Regions from separate parts of the Homo sapiens genome. Here region 2 is linked to region 1. A link is a loop called in an ENCODE intact Hi-C map of the cell type or tissue named here. Cell type or tissue: heart left ventricle. All regions are shown on one strand. Each heading gives the region's core, and the rest is flanking DNA. Links, peaks and the distances in the headings are about the cores only. Region 1 has its middle 43 kb from the start of C16orf82. Region 2 has its middle 19 kb from the start of ZKSCAN2.

Evidence for each region. A loop is a pair of places that touch in the nucleus more often than their neighbours do. Peaks named below come from ENCODE experiments on the same cell type or tissue, not always from the same donor. Only the 100,000 strongest peaks of a DNase experiment are listed, where the experiment ranks them.
Region 2: a loop joins it to region 1, with 11 times the contacts of the local background. A loop is called at or near these places in 19 of 110 quality-filtered maps.

What each region holds. Positions count from the first base shown.
Region 1 is chr16:27,108,322-27,111,224 of GRCh38, reverse strand. No RefSeq gene overlaps it. Among named protein-coding and RNA genes, the nearest start is that of C16orf82, 43 kb to the right of the region's middle. RefSeq lists enhancers at 135-681, 682-1,230 and a silencer at 1,269-1,468. In heart left ventricle, for the core only: CTCF peaks have their summits at 1,190 and 1,389 (motif pointing right); DNase peaks (open chromatin) are centred at 474, 974 and 1,404; H3K4me3 peaks cover 1,108 bases; H3K27ac peaks cover 713 bases; H3K27me3 peaks cover 703 bases.
Region 2 is chr16:25,275,553-25,278,455 of GRCh38, reverse strand. No RefSeq gene overlaps it. Among named protein-coding and RNA genes, the nearest start is that of ZKSCAN2, 19 kb to the right of the region's middle. In heart left ventricle, for the core only: a CTCF peak has its summit at 1,660 (motif pointing left); no DNase peak of the experiment used is centred there.

The sequences.
Region 1 (2,903 bases), core at 115-2,614:
CACACCCGGCCCCCAACCCATCACTTTTTAGTGTATCACCTTGTTGTATTTATTTCTTAGTACTTATTAATATTCAGATCATCGTGTGCATTTGTTGGTTGACTTTTGTATCGCCTGTCTTCAGCACTAAGTACCATATTTACCACGATCTCCTCACTGTCTAACATAGCTCCTGGCATCCAGCAGACACTCCGTAAATATTAATTGAATGTACCAGTGAGTTGTTGGGTGAAATGAAGCCCCACAAGTCAGCACTGTCCCTCCTGACATGGAGGAGAGAGGCAGGAGATAGGTGGCAGGGACTGTGTGGGCTCTGCCTCTGAGCCTCCCCGACCCCCTCCCTCGCCCCCTCCCTGTCTTTCCTGACCCCCTCCCTGAGCTCCCTGCCCACAGCTGAGGTCACCAGGGATGCTGGCAGGGACTGCAGCCTCTGGCCACTTTGGAGGTTGGCTCCCCACACACCCCCGGGTCTGGCAGCTGTTTGAGGTCAGCTCCCGGAGCTCATGGGAGTTTCCTGATGTAAGGCTGGTCTGGAGGGTCTGGGCAGCAGACTGTAGGCAGGTGGCGTTGAGCAAACCTCTGGAGCTCCCAGCATCTTTTCTTGTAGGATGGGAAGATCCTAGCATCCACTTTGAGCTGTATGGTGGAGTCCCGAGCCTGAGGGCTCAGGATGGGCCTTGGTGCCTTCAAACCGGGGCACTGCCACTTCCTAGCTGTGCGCGCTTGATTTCTCTGGGCCCAGCTGCAAAGTGGGGATAAATAGTACGACCTCATGGCTCCGGCTGGATTAGAGGAGTCCGCCTAGGAGAAGTGGCGGCCAAGAGCAAGCCCCTAGGCAGGATCAGCCGCGCCCTTTCGAGGGTCCAGGCCTGGTCCCAGAGATCCCAAGGGCCAGGGCCACGCCTGGGGTCCCCCTGCTCCCTGGGACCCTCTCGGAGCAGCTCCTTCTCCACTTCCCAGGCTCTATCCGTGGCCGCTGGGCTGCAGCAAAGAGCTTCTCTGAGTGCTTCGAACGTGCCTCTTAAAAAAAAAAAAAAAAAAAAAAAAAAAGGAAAGCCCTTTCTTGGAGAGTTGCCCACGGCAGACACAATTTAAATTAACTTAAACTATTTCCTTCCCCTCCCCCACCTCGTTATCCTTTTTCAGAGAGTAGGGAAGAGAAAACGTTTTCGGGAGAAAGCTACGGGAGGAGCTCCTCTCTCTCTCTTCCGTCCAGCGGATGCCGGGGCTGCAGAGGCCAAAGTTTGCAGCGGGCGCGGCGGGGCGGGAGCGGGGAGCGGCGGGTGGGGCGGCTGCTAAGGGAACGCGCGGGCGGCTCCCGGAGCCCGGGGAAGGAGGGGCGGCCGCCCCCGGTCCCGCCGCCGCCTCTGCAGTGCCGCGCATCGCCGCTGGGGGGCAGCAGGGCCCCGCGGAGGCCAAGTCCCGTCGGAGACCGCACAGCTCCTGGTCTCGTACCCCAGACCCGCCTTCCCTGACCTCCGCCCTGGCTGCTCACGGGACCCCGGGGACCAGAGGTCGCCGAGGCAGCAGCCCGCTCTCCTTGCTCCTCCCCTCTTTCATCTATCCCTAATTCATTAATTCATCCGTCCTTTCCGCCTTCGTTTCTCCAACCCCCACATATCACTTTTTCTCCCTTCTCCTCCTTTCCCTATCTTCTTTTCTTCCCTTCCTCCTCTTCATTCATTCATTCCTCCCTCGTATCCTTTCACCCACCCACCCACCACTCATCCATTCTTCCGTCCATCCACCCATCATCTATCTATCCCTCCAACTTCCCCTCCTTCCTTTCCTTCCTCCCTGCCTTCTTCCCTTTTCCCTCTTTCCCTTCCTTACTCTCTCTCCTTTCCTCCCTCCCTCCCTCCTTTCTTCCCTTCTTTCCCTTTCATTCTCCCTCTCTTTTCCTCCTTCCCTTCCTCCCTCTCTCTTTCCCTCCCTCCCCCTCCCTTCCTCCCTCCCTCCTGCCCTTTTTTCCTCCCTCCCTTCCTCCCTTCCTTCCCTCTTCTTTTCTTCCCCCACTCTTTCCTCCCTTCCTTTCCTCCATCCCTCTTTCCTCCCTTTCTCTTCCTTTCTTCTGGATTCTGGAGTCAGATTTAACTTCAGTCTCTGGGTACGTGGTTACCTGGCCTGCATGGCTGTTTCTGCACCTGGGAGGGGAGGACGCCTGGCCAGCCTCACAGAGCCGCGGGCAGGATCGAACCGGACAGTCGCAGAAGAGCCTTGCACAGGCTCCGCACCAGTGAGAGCCCAGGGCTGTGCCAGGAGGGGCACGTCCAGGCCCTTACTTCTCTAATCTGGCTGCGCCTTAGAATCACCCGGGAGCCTTTAAGACATACCGGTAACCAGAACTTCTGGTGGGTCCCAGACACTATTTTATTTTATTATTTTATATTTTATTTTATTTATTTTATTTTTGAGACAGAGTCTCCCTGTGTCGCCAGGATGGAGGGCAGTGGCTCCATCTTGGCTCACAGCAACCTCTACCTCCCGGGTTCAAGCAATTAATTCTCCTGCCTCAGCCTCCTGAGTAGCTGCCTGCCACCACCCCAGCTAATTTTCGCAGTTTTGTAGAGATGGGGGTTTCACCGTGTTGGCCAGGCTGGTCCCGAACTCCTGACCTCTAGTGATCCGCCTGCCTTGGCCTCCCAAAGTGCTGGGATTACAGGCCTGAGCCACTGCGCCTGGCGTTTGCTTTTTATTTTAATGGGCAGCCAGGGTGGAGAAATGATGCTCACGTTGTTTTTGATAGAGGCCAACTAGTGCCAGGTGAATGGGGGTATGGGGGTGAACAGAGGCAGTGGGACTTGACCGCACCCTCTGCCCACTGGCACATCTCCCCTCCTCCCGCTCCTCTAGGAGTCTTGGGGACTCCAGGATCCCTGCGGTGCTCCTGCCGCAATGCACCA
Region 2 (2,903 bases), core at 280-2,779, 1.8 Mb after region 1:
GAATGAGCCCAAGCCAGCCTGCTATAGAATGAGAGGCCACGTGGAGGAAAACTGAGGTGCCTCAGCTGACCTTAGAAGCTTGAGCATGCCCAGTTAAGATCAGCTAAGCCTGGTCTAGAACAGAAAAGCCAACCACCTGAGCCCACCCCTAATTGCCAAATCCCAGAATTATGCATGAGGTAGTAAAAGATGCCAATTCATTTTATCACATTCTCATAAAGGTCAGCATCTTTCATAAGCAGAGCTGTGTTGTAGCTTCATTTGACAAATATTTATTAAGCCTATTATTACATGCTAGGATTGTCTAGGCACTGATGAAATAAAATGAAAAAAATAAAAATAAAAAAAAGTTTCTGCCCTCATGAAGCTTACATTCTAGAGGTAAGAGACAGAATGTTATTTTGTTTTTTTGAGATAGGGTCTTGCATTGTCACCCAGGCTGGAGTGCAATGGCACAATCATAGCTCACTGCAGCCCCCACCTCCCAGGCTCAGGTGATTTTCCCAGCTCAGCCTCCTGAGTAGCTGGAAGTGCAGGCCCACTCCACTGTGCCCAGCTGATTTTTTATTTGTTTGTGGTAGAGATGAGGTCTTGCTATGTTGCCCAGGCTGGTCTCCAACTCCTGTGCTCAAATAATCCTCCCACCTCCACCTCCCAAAGTGCTGGAATGACAGGCATGAGCCACCATGCCCAACCACAGAATTTTTTTTTTTTTAATTACTAAGTGTAACAGATTGAGCAAGAGTGATGAGTGCTCTGGAGAAAAAGAATAACACTATGTATAACCCTATGATCCAGGAACTTTTCAAATGAGGGTGTAGAGTGTTGAGAGGGGCTGTAATAGTAAATGAGAAGACCAGATAAAACCTCTATAAGGAGATGATCAAGTGAAGATCTGAAGCAGGTAAGGGAATGAGCCTCATTGATATCTGGGGAGGAGTCTTCCAGGGCAAGGGAACAGCGAGAACAGTTTCTGAGGATGCGCTGGGGCCAACAAGTGTATAGGATTCAAAGACAGAGAAGTAAAAGGGGGGCCTGATTGCGTAGGGTCGTGTGGTGACTCTAAGGAATCTTTTGTAAATTCTTGTGTAGATTTAATATTTTAACGACGCGTGTGGTTGATAATTTTAAAAAACATATACAGATCAAAAACAGGCTGGGCACAGTGACTCACGCCTGTGATACCAGCACTTTGGGAGGCCCAGGTGGGTGGATCACCTGAGGTCAGGAGTTCGAGACCAGCCTGGGCAACATAGTGAAACCCCGTCTCTACTAAAAGTACAAAAATTAGCCAGGCATGGTGGCGGGCATCTGTAATCCCAGCTATTCAGGAGGCTGAGGCAGTAGAATCGCCTGAACCCGGGAAGCAGAGGTTGCAGTGAGCTGAGATCGCGCCGTTGCACTCTAGCCTGGGTGTCAGAGGGAGACTCTGTCTCAAAAATATATATATACGTGTGTGTGTGTGTGTGTGTGTGTGTGTGTGTGTGTCAAAAACAAATAGCAATCCTGAGCTGCACCCGTGGATTGCAGTATTAGTGGACTCTACATGAATTTTATTATAATCCCTGGCCCCATATTCACAGAGCTTGCTGGAGACAGCAAGAGTGATGTCATTTTTGGGCACAAACTGCCCTCTGCTGTTCACTTTTGGATTAACAGCCACCATTATCACCTGAAGAAGCAAACGCTGTCCTGGTAGAAAACAGATAATCAGTTATCAGGACACCCCGTCTTCCTTGCCAATAAGTTTGACTATTTCCAGAAGCTCTTAAAAAACAATATAAGAGGAAAGGATATCTCCCAAATCTTCGTCATTCATTTCTATCCAAATATTACATTATCTCTTTCTTTTCTTTCTTCTTTCTTTTTTGTCTTGTCTTTTGCCTTGCCTTGCCCTGCCCTGCCCTGCCCTGCCCTGCCCTGCCCTGCCCTGCCCTGCCTTGCCTTACGGGTCTTGCTATCTCACTCAGGCCAGAGTGCAGTGGCGTGATCATAGCTCACTGCAGCCTCAAACTCCCAGGCTCAAGCGATCCTCCTGCTTTAACTTTCCAGGTAGCTGGGACTACAGGTGCACACCACCCTGCCTGCCTAATTTTTTGATTTTTTGTAGACAGGGTCTCACTATATTGCCCAGGCTGGTCTTGAACTCCTGGGCTCAAGGGATCCTCCCGCCTCAGCCTCCCAAAGTGCTGAGATTACAGTAATGAACCACCAGCCCAGGCCTATATTTTTTTATTTTTATTTTTTTGAGATGGAGTCTCACTCTGTCGCCCGGGCTGGAGTGCAGTGGCACAATCTCAGCTCACTGCAACCTCCACCTCACAGGTTCAAGCAATTCTCCTGCCTCAGCCTCCTGAGTAGCTGGGATTACAGGTGCCCACCACCATGACCAGCTAATTTTTTTCTATTTTTAGTAGAAACAGAGTTTCACTATGTTGGCCAGGCTGGTCTCGAACGTCTGACCTCGTGATCCACCTGCCTCAGCCTCCCAAAGTGCTGGGATTACAGGCATGAGCCACCACACCCGGCCTTATTTTTTATTTTTTTAAGATTTTTTTAAAAACAGTTTTAGGGTCATAGCAACATTGTGAGGAAGGCAGAGAGAATTCCCATTCACCCCCTTCCCTACACATGCACAGCCTCCCCCATGATCGACATCCCCCACCAGAGTGGTACAGTTGTTGCAACTGAGGCACCTACCAGTACTGATGCGTCATTATCACCAAAGTCCCTAATTTACATTAGGGTTCACACTTGACATTGCATATTCCGTGGGTCTGGACAAATGTATAATGCCATGTATCCACCATTACAGTATCACACAGAGTATTTTCACTGCCCTAAAACCCTCTGTGTTCTGCCTATTCATCCCTACCCACCCACCCCTAAACCCTGGCAATCAC